Regions from separate parts of the Homo sapiens genome. Here region 1 is linked to region 2. The links are chromatin loops, found by intact Hi-C in ENCODE. Cell type or tissue: ovary. All regions are shown on one strand.

What was found. A loop is a pair of places that touch in the nucleus more often than their neighbours do. Peaks named below come from ENCODE experiments on the same cell type or tissue, not always from the same donor. Only the 100,000 strongest peaks of a DNase experiment are listed, where the experiment ranks them.
Region 1: it touches region 2 in a loop (2.4-fold over the local background); 13 of 110 quality-filtered maps call a loop at or near these places.

What each region holds. Positions count from the first base shown.
Region 1 is chr5:179,402,266-179,410,265 of GRCh38, forward strand. No RefSeq gene overlaps it. Among named protein-coding and RNA genes, the nearest start is that of ADAMTS2, 61 kb to the left of the region's middle. In ovary, no CTCF peak of the experiment used is centred here; DNase peaks (open chromatin) are centred at 2,236, 3,556, 4,346, 7,746 and 1 weaker place.
Region 2 is chr5:179,163,646-179,171,645 of GRCh38, forward strand. All of the region lies in intron 5 of ADAMTS2 (ADAM metallopeptidase with thrombospondin type 1 motif 2), which reads right to left. Among named protein-coding and RNA genes, the nearest start is that of ZNF354C, 110 kb to the left of the region's middle. RefSeq lists an enhancer at 3,443-3,944 and a silencer at 3,558-3,767. In ovary, a CTCF peak has its summit at 3,636 (motif pointing right); DNase peaks (open chromatin) are centred at 376, 2,966, 3,626, 3,936 and 5 weaker places; H3K4me3 peaks cover 594 bases.

The sequences.
Region 1 (8,000 bases), 240 kb after region 2:
CTACTCAGGAGGCTGAGGCAGGAGAATGGCGTGAACCCGGGAGGCGGAGCTTGCAGATGGCACCACTGCACTCCAGCCTGGGTGACAGAGCGAAACTCTGTCTCAAAAAAAAAAAAAACAAAAGCACGCAGAAACATGTTCCTCATCATTGACCATTAGGGAAATGCAAATGAAAAGCAGAAGGAAATATCACTACACACCTATGAAAACAACTATGGTTAAAAAAAAATGCTAACAAGAATCCACAGAAAGTGGTTCTCTTATCCATTGCTAGTGAGAATGTAAAATTGTCAGTGTCTCACAAAGCTAAGCACGCATCATAATACCCAGCCCTCACACTCTTGGGCATTTATTCAGAGAAATGAAAACTGATGTTTGTGCAAAAACCTATACGTGACTATCGATAGAATTTTTATTCACCATATTTGCAGAAACTCTGGTACGTGCATATAATGGAACACTACTCAGCAGTAAAAAGGAACAAACTATTGTTACATGGATCTCAAGAGAACAAACACTGAGTGAAAAGTCAACCTTGAAAGATGATGCAGTGTGTGATTCCATTTGTACAACATTCTCATAATGACAAAATGATAGAGATGGAGAACAGATTAGTAGTTGCTAGAAGACAGGGACAGGGAGGGGGAGGTTGCAAATACCAAATACGAAGAGGTAGTGCAAGGGTGTGCATTTGTGATGATGAACAGTTCTGTGTCTTGACTGTGGTGGTGGTTATCAAAATTTATACACGGGATGAAATTGCATAGAAACGGAGAGAGAGAGAGGAATGATTACCATCTCAACAATAATGAGAACTGAATAAGGTCTAGAGTCTAGTAGCATTGTAATATCAATGTCAATTCCCTGGTTTTGATCTTGTGCTGTGGTTATATAAGATGTCAGCATTAAGATTAGCTGAGGGAAGCTTACAAGGGACTCTGTACAATTTTTGCAACTTCCTACAAGTGTACAATTATTTCAAAATAAAATGTTTTTTTTTTCCCACAGGGTAGGACATGAGCAATGATAATTCCAACCAGAGACCATCTACTAAGTGGACCTGTGGCCAAAACACCAGGTGTTCTCACTGTGATTCCTACCTACTCTGGTGAAGTAGTATTTCTCCTCCAGTTTTAATAATGAGGACAAGTTGTTATTTTTCTTCCCAGCAAGCCAAAAATAGCAGCAACAATCCCCACCATCCAGGGGTATGACATACACCCTGAGAAGCAAAGCTCCTGCACCAAGGCCTGCTGGAAGGTAAAAGCAGCCACGTCCGTCCACGGCATGAGTGTAAGCTGAGCCCCTACTAGGTGCCAGGGACTGTGCTTGATGTTGAGTGGAGAACAGGCTGAAGAAGACTTGGGGAGACAGTGAGGGAACTCAGAGTCCAGATGGGAGAGAATGATGACTTGGCCAGGAGGTTGTAGTGGGGAGGAAGAGAAAGCATGGATTTGAGACTCCTCTGGAGGTCAAATAAATAGGACTTGGGGATTGTTTGGGTGTGGACAGTGAAGGAGAGGTACCTAGGGTGACTTCCTGACCTACCTCTCAGCTTCTGTGACAAGAGCCAGTGCCTCCAAATCAGCATTTCATTGCTTGGGCATCAAGAAGTCCCAAACTCTTTGCACAGGTTTCCTGTTCCAGTGGCCGGCCCTCAGAATCTCCCTCCCCTGGGCCTGTTGGAGATTGTGGGACTGATAATGGGAGCTAGAAGGGGGTAGCCCCTGGAAAGCTCCATCCCACGGTGGGTCTGCTTTGGGCCATGCCTGTGCAAAGCCCTCCACCAGCTCCAGGGGTGGCTGGTGCAGATCTTGTTCCCAGTCCTGAGATGGAGCGAGGGGAGGATATGCTCCCATGGGGAAGACTGGAGGAGGAGCAGATGGATGGGGGAGAGTGAGTTCAAGCTTTAGAGTAGCTGGAATGGTAAGTGGCCTGTCCAAGCTCAAGGATGGAGTTCCTAAGTTGGGAATCATCAGCCCACACAGCTTTGCCTGGAGATGGTTTAAAGTGAGCAGGAACAAGAGCTGAGGACAGGGGCTGAGTTTAATGATTGTATAAAGGAGGGAGAGACAGAGAAGGGGCAGTCAACCAGGTAGAAAGAAAAGCAACAGAGTGCTGGAGCAGGGGCGCAGAGAGAATGACAGATCCAGAAAGAGAAGCTCTGGGATCTGTGAGCTGAGAGATGACAGCACAGACATATCCACTGAGCTGGAGCCCTGCTGGCCTCTGCTGGTCACGCCACACACAGCGGGGAGCACAGGGCCTTCAGGCCACTTGTTCCGTGGACACCTGGTCTTGCTGGCCTAGGTCAAGGGCACACACCACTGCCCTGGAGGGCCAGCAGAGGAAACTGGCTGCCTTCCTGCATGAATTGGGGCTCTCTCCTTGCCTGCCTTGGTGCCCCCAGTGGTGAGTCTTTGGTGAGGAGACCAGGTGCCCTGGAGTGTTATGTGTTTCTGCTCAAGGGTCCCTTTCTGTAGGTCTACTGGTGTCTGTAGCCCCTTGACTTCCTTCTGAGAATGATCAGGGCTGGGACGCTGCCTGGAAGTTTTGGGCAAAAGACTCTGTCCCCCAACCCACTGGGGTGAATGAGCCAGCAGGAGCCTGGAGCTCCTGAGGTCTTGTGTGGGGAGCAGGGTGAGAAGGACCGAAGGACAAGACCCTGCTGACACTGTGGGAGCCCCTGGCCTGGCTGCACTAGGCCCTCCTGTCACTGGCTCATCTCCCCCACTTGAGCCACTGGGGTAGGTGCCTGAGAATAAACTGACAGGGGCCTCCCATCCCTCCATCTGGGCCTCTCTCCCTGCTGGACCTGCCTCCTTGACCTGGGAACAGGCCAGAGTCCTAGACAGGCTCTGTCTGGACTCCTGGCAGCCACTGTCTGTGCCCACACCCACGTTCCACATGTTCTGAGGACCTAGCAGACTCCAGCCTGGCCCCACCCAGCCCACCTCACCTTCCCCAACCAAAAGCTGGGGAGACCTAGGTCAGTGACAGCTCCTCTGTGGGGGATTTATCCCCTACACTCTGTTTAGATTCTCAAAACATAAGATCCAGTTTGTTAGCCCCTTCCCATGAAACACCTGGGCCTGCACACTCCAAAATTAGACAGAAGAAGCTCCTCTGGGAATTCGAAGACACCTTCTCTGCTAATTCTCCCATTCCCGAGTGGTTTTCACAGCTCACTAGAACCGCCAGGACCAGCTCGGCCTCCCTAATGAGCCAGCGCTTCCCTAGCTGGGAAGTGCTCTGGCCCTAGTGAGTTTTTCTCGGCCATAAATGCACATGCTGTGGGTCAAGGATGGAGAACTGGCATTTATGGTGGATCCCGGTTTTAATAAGGTCAGGCAGGGACTCTTTCAGGTAAGCCCAGAGAATGCCACCTGTGGCAGGGCAGGGACAGGGGCATGATTTGCGTGGCTCAGGACAGTGACATGACCATGAGGAGGTACATCCGGCCTCTCCCACGTGGGTAGCATCCTCTCTGACCCGCTTCCTCAGCCCTGGCTCCCAGCCTCGCCCCCACCCCCCAGGCTATCTGACCAGCCCTCACCAGCCCTGCCAGCTACAGCTGCAAGATGGGATGCAAAGGCTACGAGGTCCGAGGGTATCCCCAGGGAGTGATGGCAGCAGGCAGGATGGCGATTCCAGGAGATGCTGTTCCCCCTCCCCCGCGGGGCAGTGACAGTCCTGGGGAACCCACTTTTAGAACAACACACCAGGCTTGTTTGCAGAGGTGTCAAAACCTTCCAAAAGCCAGACCACAGGATGTGGACCTGCTGCTGCTGCTGGACCTGGGGAAGCTGGACAGGTCCCTCAGCACACCGCTGTAGGTGTCAGCAGAGCAGGCTGTTGGCAGGCGCTGTTCCTCCGGCCCCAGCAACAGGCCTGGGAGCAGCCCACCAGGAGGCCCCGGGGGAGCTTCAGTCTCCAGCTTCTTACTGGGCCCCTGTATGCTACCCTCAGCTGTTGCTGGTAAAGCTGGGGCCCTCAGGTCCATTTGTGCAGCGAGTCCTGGGCCCCGGAGGACACCGCTAATCAGCTTCTCTGCTGGCCAGGGGATACTCACGGGCCTCACTGCAGGGCCACTGCAGCTGATCTGGTGCCTGGCCTGCCAGTGGCCCCTCACATGTAGCTCCTCCCTGTTGGTAACCCCCCACTTAGCTCCTGCACCCTGCTCTTCTCCCACCGGCCCTCAGGCCAGCCCTCCACCTGTCCCCCGCCCTCCCAGGCTAGCTTGGAGCCCTGGTCTGGGAAGCAGTGTTCCCATGGGAAGAACCCGGAGCCAGGCCTCAGGACACCATGCACACGTCTGCTGCAGAGCAAACAGCTCTTGCCTCTCGGGCCCCTTGCCAGCTTTTGATTCATGCAACTTAGAAAATAAGACATATTTTTATGCTGTTTGCCACGTTTATGAAGGAGAAATGTGTTTCATTGACTGGCCCAGGACCTGCCCTCTCATCAGCCGGCAGAGGCACAGGCTCCTCCAGGTGCCTCTCACTCTTTCCTGGGCCTGGGTCAAAAGCGCTAAACCTGCTCCAACAGCCAAAGCAGCCAGGCCTCACTCTTCCAGATGAGAACTTCGGGTCAAGCGTTTTCTTCCCAGTCTCACTCCTCAGCCCTTCCCCCTACCATCTTGTTTCCATAATCCTGAGGCTCAGGCAATTAAAATAAAATATCCTTGTAGTCTCTAGATGTTTACTAAACCAGCTGGTAATGAGCTAGGCAGGATCATCTCTATTACATAAAGGAGAAGAACAAAGAATTAGGAATATGGAAGACATTCAAACGTCTTAATTAGTGCTTCCATTTGTAAAAGCTGCTCCATCACCGAGAGCTTCTCTCAGAGGCCCATCACGGGCAGGCCAGGGACCCTAAAGCCCCCGTGCAGACTGCAGCAGCACTGTCAAAGGCTAGCTTTGGTCTCGGCCAGGCCACCTGGCCACAGCTCCACACTCAGGGATCTGGGGACCTTGAAGCATCAGATGATGGCGGGGCCCCGGGCTGGGTCCAAGCTCTGCATGGACTCCTGGAAAGGGAGAGATGGGCAGTGTCTGCAAGCAGATGTAGCCAACAATGAGGCAGAGCCCTGGGCTCCAGATGGCTCCCACACTGGGGCAAGTCTTGGCTGTGCTCCTCGCCACACCACTGGCAGACACTGCGCCTGGCTGGGGAAATTCCTCCAGCTCCTGGCCTCTTTCTCACCCTCCCTGAAGGCTTCTGGATTCCCTCACAGCCTCTGCTGAAGCCTGAACACCAGAGAACCCAGAGGATGAGCATGCCACAGACTGCCCTTCACCTTGGGGCTGCAGCCTGGACCCCCAGGCTCGCCCAGGCAGCAGGGCTGGGCTTGTGGGTGGGAGGGCAGCATGACAGTGGGAGGTGATGGTACCGAGCAGAGCTCTAGGGTCAGAGAGTCAGGCTGAGCCTGTGCCTCGGCCCTGGTCCTGCCCCATGGGCTACCCATGGCTCCCCCTCCACGGTGATGTCATCCCAGACCACTTCATAATAAGCACAGCCCTGTGTCCTGAGCCCCGCCTGGGGCCAGGCCTGGGCTAAGCACTCCACCACATTCACTGTCTCGCCAAGGCCTCACCATAACCCCATGGGGCGGTTCTGTTATTAGCCCCACTTTACATCAAGGCAGAGAGAAGAGAACAGCCATCTCAACCAGCCAGCAGGAGCCTGGAGTTCAGAGAGCTCGGAGCTCCACTGCACACCACATACCCGGAGCTGCCGCCTTCGGCCAGTGTCCATCCCCAGCCTCCCAAGCTTGGCCCAAGCCCCCTGGCCTTTGTGGGGCTGAACCCACCACTGAGCACACCCAACATGCCCTCATCCCACAGTTCCCTGCCTCCCCCACCTGAGCCCAGCACCCCACAGAGGCCTGATGAGGGCACAGGCTCAGTAAACACGGGTGGAACTGCGCTGATTGAAGGTTGGAGACTGTCTTGAATTAAACCACGATGGATGACTCTTTTAAAGCAGGGGAATGAAAGAAGAAGAAAGTAAAGCTGACATGAGTAGCCTTAGGCTTTCAGCAGGCCCAATTTAACAGTTCGAGAAGTTGCCACTATTGAACAATAATTCTTTCCTGTGAAGCGCCCTGGTCTAATGCTGGACAGAGTCCTCTGAGCTGTGCTAAGCCAGTTCCCTGCCTTTACAGGTCTTACGTCTTAAACCTTTGAAAGTAAACGTCAAATATATTACACTCCTGGGGCACGACTCTCACTGGCCACATTTCTGGAATACCTGAGACTAAATAGCCAAACTTCAAATGGATTCAACCAACTTGTTGAGTATCTACAAGAAGAATTGGATAATGCCCTTGTCCTTGAGGAAGACATGGGATGAAACATTGACAGCTGGGATGGATTAGGGTAAAGGCTTTACTGAAAGGATGTAAGAATTGCCACATTCCTCCCACTTGGCCAGGGGGAAAGGTAATTCTATCGTGGCTGGGGTCAGGTGGGAGGGGAGGGATGCATGCAGGGATAGTGTTTTACAGAGGAAAGGCATTTGACTTGATCTTGAGGGAGAAATCGGAAGGTCAACCGGGGCAGGATATCGGATATTCCACGCAGAGGGAGCAGCTCACTCGAGCCGAGTGACGTGCGGCTGTCAGCACAGGGAGCTGCAACCGCCCGCCCCTCCGTCTGCGTGAGGGGCCCCTCGTGGCATCTTCCGAGTGCTATGGAACACCTTGCTCCCGCTCCACCCGCCCCGCCCTCCAGTGCCTTCGTATTTCTCTCATGTGCTTTTGTCTTTTTTCCTTTCCTTTTCTCCCTTACATATCCAACTGACACCTTGTCCACTTTGCTGCAATTACTAATTCATGGATTGATTAAATCATCTACTCCACAGATACTTACAGATGAGCTGCTGTGTGCAGTGTTCACGGAAGGCACTGTGGAATTGGGATCGGGCGCCTGCCCCGAAATCCCACACAAAGGGGACAGCAGGAGGAGGCCGCTCAGCTGTGGGAGTGGGACGGGGAAAGGGAGGTTTCAAGGCCAAGTGGAAGAAGTGGCGGTGGGGGAAGGTATTCCAGGTGGGCACACTGTCACCCACTCATTCACACCATCCACACTGCCCAGACACACACACACACACACACACACACACACACACACACACACACGCTGGCTGCTTCTCTGCTCTGCACCTCAGAGACCATCTATACAAACCTGATGGAAGTGTGTTTAGTATATTTCATTAAAAGATGCTTGGCCGGCCGGGCGTGGTGGCTCATGCCTGTAATCCCAGCACTTTGGGAGGCCGAGGCGGGCAGATCACGAGGTCAGGAGATCGAGACCATCCTGGCTAACATGGTGAAACCCCGTCTCTACTAAAAATACAAAAAATTAGCCGGGCGTGGTGGCGGGTGCCTGTAGTCCCAGCTATTCGGGAGGCTGAGGCAGGAGAATGGCATGAACCCAGGAGGCGGAGCTTGCAGTGAGCCGAGATCGCGCCATTGCACTCCAGCCTGGGCGACAGAGCGAGACTCCATCTCAAAAAAAAGAAAAAAAAAGATGCTTGGTCAACACTGCTTCCTTTCTTGGCCCTGCTGCCTAAGGTGGCCACGGCTCTGCTGTCTCCAGCCCCTGATGGTAACTCCCCGACCCCCTGCCTGCGGGTTGCCTCCTCCTGCCTGCAGCACTGTGAGTCATGCCTCACTCAACGCCCTCCATCTGCGCCATCTGAGTGGCCCTGTGTGTCCCGGTGGGAGGCTGACTCCTCCACATTGGCCCTCGGTGGAGGCCAGGAGGGTCTGAGGTCCTGGAAAGTCACAGAGATGGTGGAGGCAGGGTTCCAAGGTATGGTTTCCTACCTTGCTGATTCTCCCTGGGTTCTGGCTGGCCAGGCCTGGGTGGATGTCCCCTTCCAGTCCTCTTCCCAGCTTCCTGGGCCCTAATGTGGGCTGAGTGCTGGGCATCAGACCTTCTTTCTCCAACAGCCCAAGGATTAGAACATATAGCGTGGGCACCAGAGAGCAA
Region 2 (8,000 bases):
CCTCCCAGATGCTGGCTTCTGTGGTTCAGCCTGGGTTCCCAGCCCGTCTTAGCAGCCAAAGTGATCTTGCTGCTGCGGCAAGACAATTTATTGAAATATTGATTTGTGTTTTTGTTCTTGCCTCGCTTTGTTCTCGGCCCAGTCCAAGAAGGCAGCCTGCCACTTTCGTTCTCCAACCCCAAGGAGGTTGTGCTGCAGGGTCCAGAGCTAAAGGGGTCTATGACCCCCTTCTGGCTTTGGGGTTCTGAGGAGACTCCCTGAGGAGGGGGCAGAGGGGAGGGCTGGGGTGCATGGGCACAGGGAGGGGAAGCTGCACTGGGGCCAGGGGAGCCCTGGGAGGCAGGACTTCAGGAGACATGAGAGTGTGCTAGACCCTGGGAGCCTGGGTCCCAGCAGGGGGTACCCCAAGAAGTAGAGGAGAGGGTTACCTCAGTGTCCGGGCACCCCAGGACTCAACCTGCCACTGGGAGCTTAACTGACAAGCCACAGAGCTGCTTGTGCTTCCTCTCTCTCTCTGCCAACGTCCCAACATCTCCAAGGTCCCAGCCTATCTCTGACGGGCACAGAGGAGCCCAGGGGCAGAGATCTTGTCCTTGCTGGGTCTGGAGCATTCAAGGGCTATGGGGTACCCATGAGGCCCAGACATTGACCTTGTGCCCAGAGGCCAGGGCAAGGTCTGTGTGCATTCTTAAAACAGCCCTTTGGGTCAGTGAGGAAGGAGTGGGGATAGAAGGGGACAGTGTGGCACTGAGATGCATGCAGGTGTGGCTGGTGCCACGTCAGGAGGGTCAGGACCTGGTGGCAGGAGCTGAGAGGCATCAGGGCTGCAGGGCGGGAGCAATGAGGCAGAGACGGCACCAGTGTCTGGCTTTGGGGATTGGTAGCAAGGCAGAAGAGGCGGCGCGGGAAGGGGACGGCAAGTGCCAGAGGAAGAGCGTGGGGTCCGCAGTGCAGGAAACATGGTCACGGCAATGTCTTTCCTGGCCAGCTTGCTCGTTGGGAAGAGCTGGGCTGTTTTGCTTTGGGAGCTCTCCCACTTCTGGGGGTGCAGCCCTTGTGGGTGATCAGTCCCAAGCCGTAGCTGGGACCCATGTTAGGCCCATGGAGCACAGGTTCGAAAGGACTGAAAACTGGCTGAAGTGGGTTTGCCTGGTGGCAGCACCCAAAACAACCATCCGCAAACTCAGGCTCATGCACCCCAGAGCCCCCTTTCCTCCACCCACTCCTCCCACTCCATGAGAGCTACAGGCAGCCTTGGGTTCTGCATGCCTCTAAGGACTCCTCACAGAAAGAAACTGATGTCCAGGCAGAGACATCGGGGCAGCTGGACAGGTCTGCGGCCCAGGAGGGAAGTCTGGGCTGGCCGTGGACAGGGCAAGGCCCTCGCTACTGGAGGCAGTCGGAACCCAAGGGAAGAGCCAAGCTCAGGTCTCTCCGCTGAGACCTCCAGCCAAGGATACTGTCCTGACATGCAGTGAACTCCCCTGTGGGTCACTTGGGCTCCAGCGGGACCACCTGCTGGGATGCGACCTCCTTTGCTCCTCTGCCACCTGGCCTGCATGCAGGAGGCCAGATGGGTCCCTGCTGCCTGGGGCACCCCAGCCCCCACCATCCTGTGCCCTTGCTATGTATCAAGCCTGGGAACTGTGCTTCCCCTGAGCGAGAAGAAGACACATTTCTCATATATGGATCTCCTCCAGAAGTGAGGGAGGCTGCACTGCTTGTTTCCACTGAGGAGTCTTTCACCAGCTCGCCCTGGTCATCTACGTCCCTCCCAGTCCTGAATGCACCTGACTTCCAGCTGCCTGCTCGGCTCTGCACGGCTCCTCTAGGAAAGTCTGTCTGTGTGACTCCACCTGTTCCTAGCTGTGCTGAGGGGGGGACCAGGAGTGAGCCGTAGCACCCTGGGCTCTGCAAAGGGGGTGGCTGCAGGACCAGCCAGGGACTTTACAGGGCAGCCAGTCCCTCCCAGGGGCAGCCGCGGGCACCCAGCCTCCAGAGCAGGGGGCGGTAGATGGTGCTGTATGACCGGGGATGGACATTTCGAGGCCCTGGGGCTGCATGGTAGCTGCAGGGTCCACCTCCTGAGTGAGGCAGGGCCTCTGAGGGCAGACTCTTCACAGCGGCAGCAGCTCCCAGAACTCCCAGGTCCAGCCTAGGGCCCCAGAAGAGCCAGGCGGGAGAAGCCTGCAGTAGGGCTGTGGATGAAGTCCAGGGGCCCATCCAGCCCAGGATGCAGGAGGAGTCCTGAGTGGGCTGACCCTAGCTCAGAGCACGGGAACAGATGAGCTTCCAAGAGGCTGATCGGATCCTCTACAGGGGCCCCAGGACAGTCGTCACCCCTCATGGAGGGCTCTGCCACCCCTGTTTGGAGGTGACATCGACCACTGCAGACATGGGCTCCCAACTGGGCTCCACTGCCCGAGTGCTCTGGGGCCCTGGACCAGGCTGGCTCTTCCAGAGTGCAGGGTCCTCCTTGGCCATCATGAGTGCCCACCTATGTCCACATGGAGACCCTCCTTGCTATGCTGGTTCACAGAGCTGCCCAGATGCAGGAGGCAGACACTCGTCCAGGCCCCTGGGGCCCTCCCACAGCAGCACCGGGAGCCTGGTCCCAAGAAGGATGGTGTTTCCTCCGGGTTCAGCCTGTTTGGCTCCCCTGGCCCGGGCTGGAAAGGGTCTGAGGACATGCCTGAAAGACCCAGGGATCCCACCATGAGGTGGAGAGGGCAGATCTGAGGGCCTTAGGGAGGCAAGAGCTTGATGGCCCTCACCTTGGGTCAGAAGGTCACTTTGCTGAATGCTCCCCAGGGCTGTCAGGAGGCTTGGCCAGGGCAAGGGTGAGGAAACACTGCGGGCCCCTGAACCTCAGGCCCAGCCTGCAGGGGTCTGGGTAACCCCACGGGCCTCAGGGAACAGCCAGGAGCTTAGGGGGCCCGTGGGCCTTGGGTGGACGAGTAGGCTGCGTCCAGCTCCAAGTCCCAGCCCCATCCTGGCCGCGGGACCCTGGCTCTGAGCTGCCCGCCGGGTCCCTCCTCCTGCGTGCGATCGGTCACCTGCCAGATGGGGCACCTACTGGGGATGTGCCTGTTGCTGTCGCTGGCCTCTGAGTCACTAAAGCCTAAGCTCCTTGAGGGCCGGGTGGTTGCTGGGCCCGAGTCTGTGCCCCAGCCCTGGCCCACGCCTGCCCTCAGTAGCCCCACTCCTCCCTTCACGGAGCAATCCCGGCTTCTGCTCTCCATGCCAGGATGAGGCAGCGAACGCGGCCAGAGGACCCCGGCTGCTGGGCGCTCAGTGATGAAGGAATGAACACGAGCACCCTCAGGAGCCAGGCTGGGCAGGGAGGGAGGCGCCGGCTGCGGGGACGTTCTCGGGAGGCCTGGGGAAGTGAGCCCAAAGGGCCGCCCCGGCAGATGCTGACCCCAGCAGGAAGTCACCGTCCGCAAGGAGCGCCCCGCTAGGCTCAGGCTTGGCACACGACACCTCGCTTCCACTTCATTTTCCTACCTTCCGGATGACGAACTGCGTCTCAGACAACTGAAAGGACTCGCCTGAGTCCCACAGCCGGAAAGAGGTCGGGGTGCTGCCCCCCGCGCGGGGCGGGCAGAGGAAGGGCCGGGCCCGAGCGGCCACCAGGTGGCGCTGCTGCCGCGAGAACAGCGGCCCGGGCCGGGGACGCACCCGGCGCCCAGACTCCGCGGCCGCACCCGGGCTCCCGGGGCCCCAGCGGCCCCAAGACAGCCTCTGGGCCTCACCCTAAATACATCAATTATGACCTGAGCAAAAAGTTCTGTTCCAATCGTTGCTCTCCGACATTTCCATTGTTTGCTCTGGAAGGAGCTGAATTATCTATGCTCTTCCCTCCTTCAGTCAAGGAGACGTGGGAGGAAACCGGGATGGGGATCAGCAGCCTGGAGGCCGCCTCCGCTGGAACCGCGCCCGCCCCGCCAGGAGGCTCTGCCTGCTGGGCAAGGCGCACTCAGCCAGCCCCGCAGGCCGCCACGCGACCGAGGCTCACCAAGTCCACTGCAGGTGGCAGGTGAGGTCACCTGGGCAGCTCTAGGCCCGGCCGAAATATCTCATCTGCTCTGTTCTTGGGCAAGTTACCTTACTTGTCCCCACCTGCAAAATGGGCACAACTGCAGCTCCGAGCTTGGAGCTGGGGGGCTTCCGCCCATGACAGTTCAGGCAGGGTGCAGTCAGCGCCCACAAATGTCCCTTGTCCTTGTCTCTGCCGTGCTGTTGATACTGATGGAGTATAACACCAGTCCCTGGGGACTGGCCTACCCGCTGGGGCTGGCTCATGCCCCCAAGGGGATGCGGCTTCAGCAAAGCTTCTCAACCGTCCCCATCCCAGAGGGGCCCTCCTGCCTCAGACCAGCCTCCTAAACAGGTGCAGGATAGGACAGCAGGGAGGTTGGGTTCTGGTGAGCAGACCACATTTCTCAACCTCAGCACTCCAGATATTTGGGGCCAGATAATTCCTGTTGGGTGAGGCGGGCACCCTGTTCATGGCAGGATGTTGAGCACACCCCTGGGCACTCCTTGCCAGAACCCAGTGGAACCCTCCCCCTAGTCGTGACAACCAAAAGTCTCTCCAGACACTGCCAAATGTCCCCCGGGTGGGGGGAGGGGTGGCAAAGTCACTCTTGGTTGGGAGCAACTGACCCTCAGGGGACCAGGACAAGGAGCCTGAAGCTGGTGCTCCTGACCAGCCGGGATCACAGAGTCCAGCCCCTCCTCCCAGAGCAGAGTGGCTCCACCAGCGTGTGGCCCCGGGCAGGCCGCTCGCCCCCTGGAGCCAGGGTCCTCACTGTCAAATGGGGATGATCACAGCGCCTACTCCACAGGGTTGCTGTGGGGGTGAGGGCATAAAGTCACATAAAGGGCTTCAGACGGTGCCTGTCCCAGAAGAAGCTCTACAAACAGTCACTTGCACGAACGCCTTTATGATTGTCGTCATTCCTGTTGTGTGCTGGGGTTTCACAGACCTCCTCTTATGGGGGAAACTAAGGCCCCATGATGTTAAATTGCTCACCAAAGGTCCCACGAGTATGGACAAAGCCAGAATGAATGGCAGGGACAAGGTCCCACCATCCCTGCTCTGTGAGCACATGTTCTACCGTGCCCCCCAGCTGAGTGCAAAGTGGGCTCCCCCAAGGCTGGAGGTCTCTTGTTCCAGGCAGGGCTTACAGATCAAATCTCATCACGACAGAGAACCACGAGAGCTGGGGCAGGAGGCGTGCACCTCATTTCTCTGCCAGAACTCCCATATCGTTCCAGCATTTTGTTTCCAGCCATCTTCCCCAAAGCCTGGGAAGCTATTCCCAGAGAGAGCCAAGCTGCCAGAACAGGATTCTCAACTTGAGCCTTCCCAGGCATGAGCCAGTGCAGGCCTGTGGGGAGGCAGAAGAGGGGCCTCCTGCTAGAATCTGAATGTTGTGTCCCCCACATTTGAAAGGTTGAAAGCTGAGAACCAATGTTATGGTATTAGGAAGTGTGGTCTTTGAGAGGTCATTAGGTCATGAGGGTGGAGTCTCCATAAATGAGATTAGCACCCTTACAAAAGAAGCCTGAGGGAGCCTGTTCACCCTTCCATCATGCGAGGGCACAGCTAGAAGGTGCCCTCTAGGAGGAATGGGTCCTTACGACACATCAGTTCTGCTGGCGTCCTGCTCTTGGACTTCCCAGCCCCCAGAACAGTGAGTAACACAATTCCATTGGTTATAAATTACTCAGTCTAAGGTATTTCTGTTATTGCAGCCCAAACAGACTAAGGCACCTCCCAAGGGCAGTGTCCAGCCTTAGTGCCTCCTAGTTCTCTGGACCCAGGTAGGTCTGGGTGAGGAGGTGGATGGAGGATGATGTGGGTGGGCCATCATGCCTTGCACCCCTATCAGGTTGGGGGTTGGGACCCAGATGCTCAGGAGGACAGGGGGCTGTCCCTGGGGTGAGGCATGGGGTGTGTTTCCCACCTCATCCCCTGTCCCAGATCCCCAGGGCCCTTGATATATCCTCCCCAGACCTTCACTTCCTGGCCTTCCTGCACCATGGCTGGGCCACTCTAAATCCTCTACCCTATAGGTGGGTGGGTGGGCACACCAAGCCCCCACCCCCAGCACCTCTCTTCTCGTGCTTTCCACTAAGAGACTCACATGCAGAATTTCTCAGACCTTTCACCTCCAATGCTGAAAAATTCCAGCAAGCATTCCACACTTTGTCTTGACCTGGTTTTTTATAACAAGACACTTTATGTCCTTCTCTGATGCTCCCCAAGTCTCTGATTTCCATTTGCTTTGATTTTCATCATCCTAGGAAATATTTAAAATGAGAACAGTTGAGTAGCTTTGGTACCTTCTCAAAAAATCAATTGAAAAGCCAGTTGCTATGCAACCTCAAGTGTTGCCGATGCTCTGCTCCCTGGCTGGTGGTATATTGTATAAAATAAGATCATCTCTTTTCTTCTGCTTTTTTTTAAGAAATGGAGAAAAATGTTGTTTTAGGAAAAACTTGAGATAACTCAGAGGCTTCTCATAAGCTAGAAGACAAACATGTCACTCAAACAAGTGCTACCAATTTTATCCCCACTGGAGCCTGGTGAGGCCTGGGGGACAGGCAATGGGGGAGCGGCAGGTGGGGAGCTGGTCTATTTCTGTCACAATTTGGGATGAATAACAGGAACCGAGTATCTGGGCCACTTTCTGCCCAAGTCTGGGTCATGGTCTCACATCCCCCAGAGTCTGTCCCCACCGTGGGGGGGACAGCTCAGCCCCCTCCTGACTGCCATCGCCTTGGTTTTGCCATGCTAAAATTCTTCTAGAGACGGGGGCCTCATTCCTTGACGGGAAGCCTGTGGTTCCTTGAAGAGCAGCTCATCAGAATTCATCCCCACCATGTGCCAAACTTTGTCCCCAGAGCCCCATCGAGAATCCCTGGCTGTGCTTCTCTGTGAGCAAAAGGGGTCTGTTCCCTTGGACACAGGAGCTAGGCCTTTTGCCCCCAGATCTTGGCTGGGAAGTCCCCATCCTGGCTGCTCCATCCATGGTCCCCTATTGCCTGCCACCCTGCTGTATTCCTTGCCGGTGCTCACCACTCTGTCGCTGTCTTGTCTGCTGCTACTGCCTGGACACAGGGCTCCTCTCCCCTCCTCGTTCATGCACCTCCCTGGGATTAAACAGCAGCTGCTCGGGAAGCCAGAGGCTCTGGGCTGGCCGGATGCTTTGGGGGCACAAGGATACATCTCCTCCCACGTTCATCAGACACCTCAGAGACCTGAAAACAGGGCCTCCCCCAGTGCTATGCAAAGTGAAGTCTGTGCCTGGTGGACACAAACTGTTCCAGTCCACAGTGAGATAAGTACAGAAACTAGAAACTTTTATAGCAATTGGACGGGTTGAGTTTATGTCCACAGAATTTAATAATAAAAATCCAGACCTAGAGTTTTTGGATACCTCGGTTTTTGTCACATTTGCTTTTCCCAGTAATTCATTTATAACGTATGGTACGGAAGTATTGGTCTGTGATGGGTTTGAAATAGGAAAAAGAAAACAGCCAGGTCTTTGGCATTGAGGTGCACTGTGTACTGCTGCTCCCAGGATGGCCTCTCCCCTGGCCACCTGGGGATGGCAGATGGCTCCTCCGGTCCCACAGACGCTGCTCCCAAGCCCTGTGGCCCACAGCACATTCGCTAAGTCAGCCAGGGCCCATGACCAGAACCCATTTTCCTAGCCGCTGTGCCCTCTACCCCAAGCCTTCAGCCCAGCCCCTAGCAGTGCCACCTCCTCTGCTCTACTATTTCCTGCACTTTTGCAGTAGGTCCAACCTAAAGCAACGAGGACTCATAGCCTCGGCTCACTTCCCCTCTCACAGCCCAGAACCCCCCAGAGAAGGGCACAGCAGCGGGCAGGCCCGGCTCTTCTGGCAGTCTACACTCAGCTGATCAACTCAGGAGATCCCCGGGATGGAGCGGACCCCATGGGCACTGGCGTCCCCTACCCCCA